Regions from separate parts of the Homo sapiens genome. Here region 2 is linked to region 1. The links are chromatin loops, found by intact Hi-C in ENCODE. Cell type or tissue: stomach. All regions are shown on one strand. Each heading gives the region's core, and the rest is flanking DNA. Links, peaks and the distances in the headings are about the cores only. Region 1 overlaps SUSD1 (sushi domain containing 1). Region 2 overlaps UGCG (UDP-glucose ceramide glucosyltransferase).

Region 1 (5,379 bases), core at 52-5,051:
CCAGTATGTCTTACTTAGCGTGTTACCCACAAGGCAGAATGGCAGTTAGCACATTTATACCATGACTGTAACTACCAGTGAGCAAGAACGCTGGTGTCAGCCAGTCAGTGTAGTTTCCTCCGGATGGAAAACCTATTTGGGAAATCTTGTTGCTGGGGGCGGGAAAATAAGGACAGAGAGCTCTGTGATTATAAAGGATATTGAAGGCTGATGTGGTGGTCTTCCCTACCAAGTAGGAATCTACCCACCAAGCAAACTGTAATACTCACCACATCTATCCTCTGCCAGTGCCATGATATACTCATCACTTCTTTTTATTGTGGCAAAATACACATCACATAAAATGTGCCATTTTAACATCTTGAAGCACACAGTTTATTGGCATGTTGTGCAACCCTCACCACTGTGTATTTCCAAAATTTTTTCATCACCCCAAGGAGAACCTCTGTGACCATTAAGCAATATGTTCCCATTCCCTACATGCCCCCTCCACCCCCAGCAACTTCTTCTGTCTCTATGAATTTGCCTATGTTAGATTTTTCATCTAAGTGGAATGATAGAGAATCTGTCCTTTTGTGCCTGGTGTATTTCACTTAGCATGTTCTTCCACATTGTGGCATGTACAGAATAGGCTCCTCGCTTCTGAAATTAAAACTTTCTTTTTGATAGCCCTCACGAGGACCTCTTTTGTCCTGCTGTTTACTTGTTCCAATCATACCCCTTTTCTTCTTTTCAACATGTTTTCAGAGCCTCCCCTCCCGGAAGTAGAATTTTTTACGGTGCACAGAGGACCTCTACCACGCCTCAGACTGAGGAAAGCCAAGGAGAAAAATGGACCAATCAGGTCAGTAGCTGTCCTTTCTCCACGGTTGCCCAGTGATCCCCATGGAGTGTTTTGGAAACTTTGATTTTGGTGAGGAGAAGACTTCTGTGTTGGTGGCTGCACTTGGGTGGTTAGAACAATGCAGTTGGGGCCTCTTTTGTTTCCTTGGGTACAGACTGGCCTTTAATCCCAACCAGCATCCTTTCTAATGGTGAGAGAGACTTCTTTTTTTTAAAATTTAAATTTTATTTTTTATTTTTTTGAGATGGAGTGTCACTCCCATCATACAGGCCGGAGTACAGTGTTGCGATCTCAGCTCACTGCAACCTCCACCTGCTGGGTGCAAGTGATTCTCCTTCCACTGCCTCCTGAGTAGCTGGGATTATAGGTGTGCACCACCACACCTGGCTAATTTTTGTATTTTTAGTTGAGACGAGGTTTTGCCATGTTGGTCAGGCTGGTCTTGAACTCCTGACCTCAGGTGATCCACCAGCCTCAACCTCCCAAAGTGCTAGGATTACAGGCTTGAACCACCACACCCGGCCACATAGAGAGACTTCTAAAGGACCCTATATACAAGCATTTGGGCAGTTTAGCTCAAGAAATTACATCCATTCCTTTGGTCCCTGGGTAAACGTCGGTTGCATGTTAGGACATGTCAGGATTGTCCTTTGCACTCATGTCTCATAGTACATCCTTTATGGATGGTGGGTCAGGGGCATCGTTTCATTTCCCAAAGGCAGAATATGTTGCCCTTTATGTAAGGTTGATCTTGGGGGGTGTGCAGTGGTTTCTGAAAAGATCATTTAGGTAAATCTTTTTGTCTTTTCATGTATTGAGTTACAGGCAAGACACTGTATAATTAATGACTGCTTCTGGGATTCCAGATGGCATTAGGATGGAATTAATTTACCTCAGTTGGAGGACTACAGTGTGTTCAGTTAAGTGTTTTATTTGCAAAGGTCATGGCAGGATTAGGAAAGTAGCATCAGTCCCTTTTTTAGAGAGGAAGATTGAGGTTGGCGTGGAGAGATGAACAGCTTGCTCACAGTACCAGCTCAAGGAGATGAAAATGTACATGGCCTCACCAACATTGCCTTTGTCTCTGCTGACCCTTCGGTAAAATCAAGGTTAAAAAAAAAAAAGTGAGATATTATAAAATTACAAAAAAGAAAGTCTGGCGATATTATCTGTATATCCATTTATAATAAAACTTAGGGTTTTCCTGCTTTTATATTCATTTAAGTTCAGTAAATGTGCAAAGATCTTTCCAGGGATGGACATTGTATAAATTGTTCTGATTCTTGACAAGTTACCAGAAGGCATTGTAATTCTGTCATTATAAAGAGAACAGAAGTTGTGATGTCACTTCCTGAGAGCATTTGCAAGAACAAATGTGATATTTATGTCAAATAATGACATAATGCAAAAGAAAAGCCAAATGACAGCTTACCCTTGTGGCTATATGCCGGCCAGCGCCTCCAAAACAGGAAGTGGAGAACTGTGAGTCATTCGAGGGAGTGTGGTGGTGAAAAAGAGGAGAAAAGTCCTTCCAGAACAGTCATATTCCAAACAGCCACAGCTGCTTCTTTAACATCACATGGCTAATTACCAGCAGGCAGGGTGGTTTTCCTAAGCCTGACTACCTGGTTTGAGCTGGGGGGCAGCAGCTTTGCCAGTGTGTGAGACAGGCCTGAGTCTGCTTTGTGCACCATTTAGGGACAGTGTCTTGGGGTACATAATGGAGCAAGGTCCCTGGGACCAAGTCTCTGCTGAGGTTGCTGATGTTAGGCAGAGGATGGAGCCTGTTGCTGGGTTCCCTTAATGCTCGTGTCTCCCACATTGCCAGATTATAGGAATCACCTGGGAGCTTTACCAGCGATACAGATTCCCAGAATCTACTCCTAGAGATTTCGATTCAGTAGGTCGGTATGAGGTCGGGGAATTTGTATAATAATCAAGCAACACAGGTGATTACGGTCAGGCTAATTGGGGAGCTGATTCATACTCTGTCGATGATGCCTCTAGTGAGCAATGTACGGAACCAAATGGGCACAGGTGAGCCTCGACCTTGCTCTTGACCACCACCACCTGCATGGAAAGATGAGAGGGATTTAAAGATGTACTTATGGACCGCATGGAGGTGCTGCAACATTTACTTTCTTACCTGTGGCTATGATGTAGGGATGTCTTCAAGTCTCCCGGCAAGTTTGTTGTTACAGGTGTTCCCCATAGGCAGTGGATGCTTAATAAATGTTTACTGGTGGTGACAACTTATTGCCCTGTGGGTTTTACTTTATCTCTTTTGTAGAAAGCCCTTGGCTGAAAGTGAGCCAAGACTTTATGAAAATCAGGACCCTGGGCCAGGCACAGTGGCTTACGCCTGTAATCCCAGCCCATTGGGAGGCAGAGGTGGGCACACAGGGCAGTGATACGTGCAACAACTTCCCCCAGCTAAAGAGGTCAGGAGTTCAAGACCAGCCTGGCCAACATGGTGGAACACCATCTCTACTAAAAATACAAAAAAAATTAACCGGGCATAGTGGCGAGTGCCTGTAGTCTTGGCTACTCAGGAGGCTGAAGCAGAAGAATCGCTTGAACCTGGGAGGTAAAGGTTGCAGTGAGCTGAGATCACACCACTGCACTCCAGCCTGGGCAGCAGAGCAAGACTCCCTTCTTAAAAAAGAAAAGAAAAGAAAGAAAATCAGGGCCCTGAGGATACCTAGGATGTTTGGGAACCTGGTGGGGGGAGACTTTCCATATCCAACACCCACTGTGGAGGAGGGCTCCCTCTTCTTAACCTAGTGATTCATGGGCTCTTAGGAAGCAGGAGATAGGGCGTTTGACATGTGAAGCAGGAAGTTCAAATTTACTGGTAAAATAGAATTACATGGCCTAATGAGTTTTGGAAATTACCCTAATTATATTTCACGCTGATGTATGCTTTTCCTCTTTTCCGAAATTTCAACTCAAGAATCATTCATTGCTGGTGGCGGAGGGGCGGGGCAGGGCGGGGGTTGGGGAGCTATCATTTCCAAAGAACTGTGCAAGGATTTGCAAGAATACAAGTCAGTCGTTCAGATCCCTGCTATCAAGCCTGACAGAGACAGCAGATGCTCAACATGGTACTAGAGGCAGGAGCTAAGTACCAGATAGATGGGAATAGAAGGGAAGTGTGATTCATTCTCAGTGCATTTTTATTCTCACACGTCCTTTCACTGCCAGGCTTTCTATTTGATGGGACAAATAATGAAACACATAACAAAAACAATACCCATTTGTTAGTGTGTTTTTCTGTCCACAATTGGGGAACAGTTTTTACAGTGCATACATGACATATTACTGTTCTGGCTGTTTCAGGGTGTTGTCAGACTAGATTAACTCATGGTGACTCTGCACTCTTGGCGTCTCATTTATTTCACATGAACTTTGGTATCAGCCCATGAACTGTAGGGGATGTAAATCACATGAGTTCTGTTTCAGGTCACCGCATGACTGTCTGCAGCCTTTTTTCCGGACTTAGTACATTCACTGTGGTAGGCACTCGGTCTCCATGTGACTGCTAACCCTTTCCACAGTTGGGCTTTATTTGCCCACGTGAAAATCACTGATCAGGTCAATTTTATGACACACACACAGGGCAGTGATACTTGCAACAACTTCTCCCAGCGAAAGAGGATGTACTTGGCATCTCTCTGCAGCCAGAACTTGGAGAGGTCCCTTGCCCTGTGTCGTCTGGCATTAACCCTTTAGGTTCAAACTGGAATTCCATGATGGTTGGAGCCATCAGACTGTAAATCCCACATGGGCCCGGACTTTTTCTTGCCTAGTGTCGTGTCTCCAGTGCCTAGAAAGAGGCTTATTTCAGCTGGGCGCAGTGGCTCACGCCTGTAATCCCAGCACTCTGGGAGGCCGAGGCGGGTGGATCATGAGGTCAAGAGATCGAGACAAGCCTGGCCAACATGGTGAAACCCCATCTCTACTAAAAATACAAAAGTTAGTTGGGCGTGGTGGCATGCACCTGTAGTCCCAGCTACTTGGGAGGCTGAGGCAGGAGAATTGCTTGAACCTGGGAGATGGAGGTTGCAGTGAGCCGAGATTGCACCACTGTACTCCAGCCTAGTGACAGAGCAAGACTCCATCTCAAAAAAAACAAAAAACAAAAAAACAAAGAAAGAGGTTTGTCTCATAGCAGGTGCTCAATAAATATGAATGAATGAATGAACTCCCCATGCAAGGGTCTGATGGACACTTCTCCTTTTTTCTTCCAGTTCATATCAGGTGTTAGTGCTTCCCCTGGCCCTCCAAAGCACATTTTCTTGTGATTCTGAAGGCGCTTCCTCCTTCTTTAGCAACGCCTCTGATGCTGATGGATACGTGGCTGCAGAACTACTGGCCAAAGATGTTCCAGATGATGCCATGGAGATACCTATAGGAGACAGGCTGTACTATGGGGAATATTATAATGCACCCTTGAAAAGAGGGAGTGATTACTGCATTATATTACGAATCACAAGTGAATGGAATAAGGTATCTTTCTTTCCAAGCTCTTGTGA
Region 2 (5,379 bases), core at 236-5,235, 160 kb after region 1:
GGTGAAATTCAAAATGTCTGGTATCTATTAAAAAATTTCCAAGCATGCAAAGAATCAGGAAAATATACCAATGAGAAGAAATATCAATAAATTAAAACCCCACCGGGATTCAAATTAGCAGACCAGACCAACCCACTGCTTTGCATTCCCTCTTGGTTTCTGGAATATGCAGATTTTCTTTTCACATTTTCAGGCTCTGGGTGTGTAAGTGTCTAATCGTTACAGCATTTCCATGTGTTAATAGGAGAGGTGGTTCTCACATGTGCACACGCCACCTCTCATTCAGAAGTAGAGTCTGTACGGGACTCTGCAAATGCAGTGTGATACAGGCTATCATCAAAGTATGTTTGGAACACTTTGAGAGAAGAGAGATGGAAGCATCCAACTACTCCTAGGAGGCGGTCTTTCCAGACTTTCATACTCCAAGTGTGGCCCATGGACCAGCAGCATTGGCAACACCTGGGAGCTTTTCAGAGCTTCAAAATTTCAGGCCTCATCCCCCAAAACTACTGAAACTCAATCTTCAGTTTAACAAGATCTCTAGGTGATTCACAGGCACACTCAAGCTTGAGCAGCACTGCTTTAAGACTCATCTCTGCTATAAATTCTTCGTGACTTCACAGACAAGGCTGAAAAGGCCTGGAGCTCATCCTCTAGGCAAGAAATAACCATGAAAGACTAAAAGGAAGCAACCAGGATCATTTTTGTATTTATAGAAGTTAAGAGAATAAAGTACAGGCAGGGGAGATGGAAGGCAAGGGAAAAATATTGCAAAGGTCCAAAAGAAAGAGACAAGCACACAAACCAGAAAGGCATAAGAAACAAGTGAAAGGCTGGGTGCAGTGGCTCATGCCTGTAATCCCAGCCAATTTGGGAGGCTGAGGCAGGTGGATCACCTGAGGTTGGGAGTTCAAGACCAGCCTGGCCAACATGGTGAAACCCCGTCTCTACTAAAAATACAAAAATTAGCCAGGCATGGTGGCGCACACCTGTAATCCCAGCTAGTCGGGAGGCTGAGGCAGGAGAATCACTTGAACCCAGGAGGCAGAGGTTGTGGTGAGCCGAGTCCGTACCACTGAACTCCAGCTTGGGCGACACAGCGAGACTGTCTCAAAACAAAACAAAACAAAACAAAACACACACACAAAAGAAACAAGCGAAGGAAGCAAAGTCAAGAGAAGGTGAGAACTCAGAATCAAGGAGTTTAGCCAATAACTGATGATGGTATTGCTGGAGGGGGAATGAGGGATAATGAGGGGTATACCTGGGTCAGGCTATGGTAACTAGTGGTGCCATTCATAAAATCTGGGCACAATGAGAGATGGGAAAGAGTAATGAACTTTTGAACATACGAACTTTAATTTACTCTCAAGACATCAAGTGGTGACATCTCATCTAGGAGACCAGAGGTTTGCAACTTGTAGTATAAATAATGCCCACAGGTAGAGATCACAAGTGAATAAACCAGATGAAGAGACTAGGAATCTGCATTTTTCACAAGCATACCAAATGATGCAGGCTGGCAGTAAACTACAACTGGAGAAACACTACAGTAGAATATAAATTCTCCAGAGCCCAGCAAAGCAATAATACACAGTATGTTCTCAATTTTTAAAAATAATTTTGAATAAATGAAGAGTAAATAAATAAACAGATACAGAGAGCTCAGCAGGTAAGGTTAGCCTAGAGATAAAAATACAGAAGCCATCCACCGTAAGGTAAATACACAAGCTCTCTGAGGCACAGCATTCTTAGAAGATGGCCAAGAAGGAATATATTATTATTGAATCAGTAATGCATGAAGGAGAGGCCGGGCTCAGTGGCTCATGCCTGTAATCCCAGCACTTTGGGAGGCTGAGGCGGGTGGATCACCTGAGGTCAGGAGTTCGAGACCAGCCCAACCAATATGGTGAAACCCCGTCTCTACTAAAAATACAAAAATTAGCCGGGCACGGTGGTGCGCCTGTAATCCCAGCAACTTGGGAGGCTGAGGCAGAAGAACTGCTTGAACCTGGGAAGCAGAGGTTGCAGTGAGCCAAGATTGTGCCACTGCACTCCAGCCTGGATGACAAGATCGAAACTCCCTCTCAAAAAAAAAAAAAGAGTAATGCATGAAGGAGACTAAAAGTGGGGATCAAAGAAGCAGAAAGACAGCCAGGATGCAAGTAAAGTGACAGAAGGGTTTATCTGGCCAGGCTGTTTTCTTTCTCAAAGGGTTCAAGAAAGAATAACACTGAATGCTGCTGGAGAGACCAAGGTAAGAATGGTAATGTCCAGTAGATTACATATGTACTTGCTGCTATCTCTGAGCACTTTTGGCAAGAATTGGGGCAGTTCATGGAGGATAAGGGTAGACAGCTAAAAATCGGTTAAAAAGTAAATGAATGGGAGTTGAAATGTGATAACAGTAAACAAACACTAGTTTCTACTGAAACCTGACAGTGAGTGAAAGGGCCAAAGGGTGGAACAGACGGCTTCTAGTTTAATTTTTCTAGTTTTTTTTGAGATACAATCTTGCTCTGTCACCCAGGTTGGAGTGCAGTGGCAATCATAGCTCACTGCATACCACTGCCTCTGGCTAATTTTTTAAAATTTTTCTGTGGCGATGGGGTCTTGCTATATTGCTCAGGCTGGTTTTGAACTCCTGGCCTCAGGCGATCCTCCCCGCCTTGGCTCTCTAGTTGAATTTTTTTTCCTCCAAGACAAAGTTTTGCTCTTGTTGCCCAGGCTGGAGAGCAATGGCACAACCTTGGCTCACTGTAACCTCCACCTCCCGAGTTCAAGTGATTCTCCTGCCTCAGCCTCCGGAGTAGCTGGGATTACAGGCGAGCACCACCACACCCGGCTAATTTTTTGTATTTTTAGTAGAGATGGTGTTTCCCCATGTTGGCCAGGCTGGTCTCAAACTCCTGACCTCAGGTGATCCACCTGCCTCGGCCTCCCAAAGTGCTGGGATTACAGGTGTGAGCCACCAAGCCCAGCCTCTAGTTCAATTTTTTAAAGACTACTTGAAATTCTTTAAAAATTCAAGAAGAGCTAGCCGAAGGGCAAAGAGAGAAAAAGAAAAAACTAATTTAAGGCATGATGGGATCCACAGTATGAAGTAGGAGCTAAGGTCATCTACCAAGAATGCGGTAGAATGAAGATTTAGAAGAGGTTTTTTTAAGTGATGGATGTCAGAGCTAAACACAGAAAAAAAAGCACTGCCAGGCAGCACCGCAATGCAGGTTTAGCTGAGCCCTGAGACTACCAATGTGTAGTAGTATTAGTCCACATGGCTGTGTGATTACCCTCTGTAGGATTTTCAAAGTTGAGCAGCTATAATTATTGGATGGATTCAAGATAACAGGGCAGACTGATACGAGGTGAGGCAAGAGGCAAGATAATGAAGTGATGAACTGTGGGCTCTAGGCTAAATGGAGAATTAAATGAAGCCAAGAGGTGGCAGGTGCTGGACACAACTGTGGGCAGACAGCCTGGGGCAATCATTCTCAGCCTAGGCTGCACATCCATGTCACCTATGGAGTTTTGAAAATACTGATGCCTGAACCAATTTAACCATGTCTGTAGGGGTGAGACCCAGGCAGCAGTTGTTTCTTTTTTTTAAGCCCTTGATGTGACTCCATAGTGCAGTCAAACTTGACAACCACAGGTCTAGAAAGACTGGGTGACTGAAGAATGGAAAGGCCTATAATCCCAGCACCTGTGGAGGCCGAGGCAGGCAGATTGTTTGAGCTCAGGAGTTCGAGACCAGCCTAGCCAACACGGCGGAACCCCGTCTCTACAAAAAACACAAAAATCAGCCAGGCGTGGTGGCATGTGCCTGTAGTCCCAGCTACCCAGGAGGCTGAGGTAGGAGGACTGCTTGAGCCTGGGAGGTCAAGGCTGTGGTGAGCCATGATCGCACTACTGCACTCCAGCCTGGGTAACAGAGCGAGACCCTATCTCAAAAAGAAAAGAAAAAAAGCCAAGGTGGGAACATTTTTCTTTTTTTTCTGAGGCAGAGTCTTGCTCTGTCACCCACACTGGAGTGCAGTGGCACAATCTTGGCTCACTGCAAGCCCCACCTCCTGGGTTCAAGCGATTCTCCTGTCTCTGCCTCCCAAGTAGCTGGGATTACAGGCGCCTGCCACCACACCCAGCTAATTTTTGTATTTTTAGTAGAGATGGGGTTTTGCCACGTTGGTCAGGCTGGTCTTGAACTCCTGACCTCAGGTGATCTGCCTGCCTCGGCCTCCCAAAGTGCTGGGATTACAGGCGTGAGCCACCACGCCCTGTCTGTCTCATTTTTAAATAACTTCTTTTACAGTTCTGTTTTCAAATTTGGCTTTTGCAAGAGGGAAGCCTGGGATGCAGGGAAACCCACTGGAGACAGGTAAAGGTTAAACAAGGAGGGTGGGCTCCTTCCCCTTCAGATGGCGGGAAGCAGCCTCTGCAGCAACCTTAATACAGCTCCTCACAAGTGAGGCACAAGAATTTCACTCGGCTGGGTACAGTGGCTCATGCCTGTAATCCCAGCACTTTGCTGGGCTGAGATGGGGGAATCACTTGAGGCCAGGAGTTCAAGACCAGACTGGCCAACATCATGAAACCCCACCTCTACTGAAAGTACAAAAATTAGCGGGGTGTGGTGGCACGTGCTTGTAGTCTCAGCTGCTTGGGAGGCTGAGGCACAAGAATCACTCAAACCCAGAAGGCGGAGGTTGCAGTAAGCCGAGATCGCACCACTGCCATCCAGCCTGGGCAACAGAATGAGACTCTGTCTCAAAAAAAAAAAAAGAGAGAATTTCACTCTAGGTTTCTAAGGAAGAATATGAATTCCACAAGGGCAAAAGTTCACCTTGCTTAACAACCCCAGAATGTGTTGTTTTTATAATTCCGCTGTGTGGTTCTGCTGAACCAATTTATCTGACTCTAGGAATTTATCTTCCCTGCTCCAAGTCACAAAGCTTGTTAGTATTTCGTGTAAAATTAGGTTCACTGCTATATCAGCAAGTCCCTAACTTCACATAGTCCATGCCAGCAATTTCCAGTGACTAATGACCTTTGTTATTGTTATCACTCATGACTATATTACTGTTTGTTTATAATCAGTATATCATGACCAATTTACTACCTGTATCACTTATTTCAAAAATGGTATTGCTTCAAAATGGGCTTCATAAGCAATATAAAGCACACCTTCTTGTGCAAGCTTAACCTTGCTAACACAAATTCTCTCACAGAAGGTAAAATAACCAATAGTGAGTTAGCTCTATAGGAAAACACAAACTCTGCCCACTGGACAATGGGCTTACTACACTATAGAATGTAGAAGATTCCACCACCATAGAAAACAAATAGGAGATGGCTGGGTGCCATAAGGGGCACCTAACCCAA

What was found. A loop is a pair of places that touch in the nucleus more often than their neighbours do. Peaks named below come from ENCODE experiments on the same cell type or tissue, not always from the same donor. Only the 100,000 strongest peaks of a DNase experiment are listed, where the experiment ranks them.
Region 2: a loop joins it to region 1, with 3 times the contacts of the local background. A loop is called at or near these places in 79 of 110 quality-filtered maps.

Annotation. Positions count from the first base shown.
Region 1 is chr9:112,058,402-112,063,780 of GRCh38, reverse strand. SUSD1 (sushi domain containing 1) reads left to right here. Exons shown (of 17, transcript NM_022486.5): 13 at 748-844; 14 at 5,095-5,353. Among named protein-coding and RNA genes, the nearest start is that of LINC02977, 21 kb to the right of the region's middle. In stomach, for the core only: no CTCF peak of the experiment used is centred there; a DNase peak (open chromatin) is centred at 2,310; H3K27ac peaks cover 1,189 bases.
Region 2 is chr9:111,902,183-111,907,561 of GRCh38, reverse strand. The region is part of intron 1 of UGCG (UDP-glucose ceramide glucosyltransferase); the gene reads right to left. Among named protein-coding and RNA genes, the nearest start is that of UGCG, 8.1 kb to the right of the region's middle. RefSeq lists an enhancer at 3,704-3,803. In stomach, for the core only: no CTCF peak of the experiment used is centred there; no DNase peak of the experiment used is centred there; H3K27ac peaks cover 564 bases.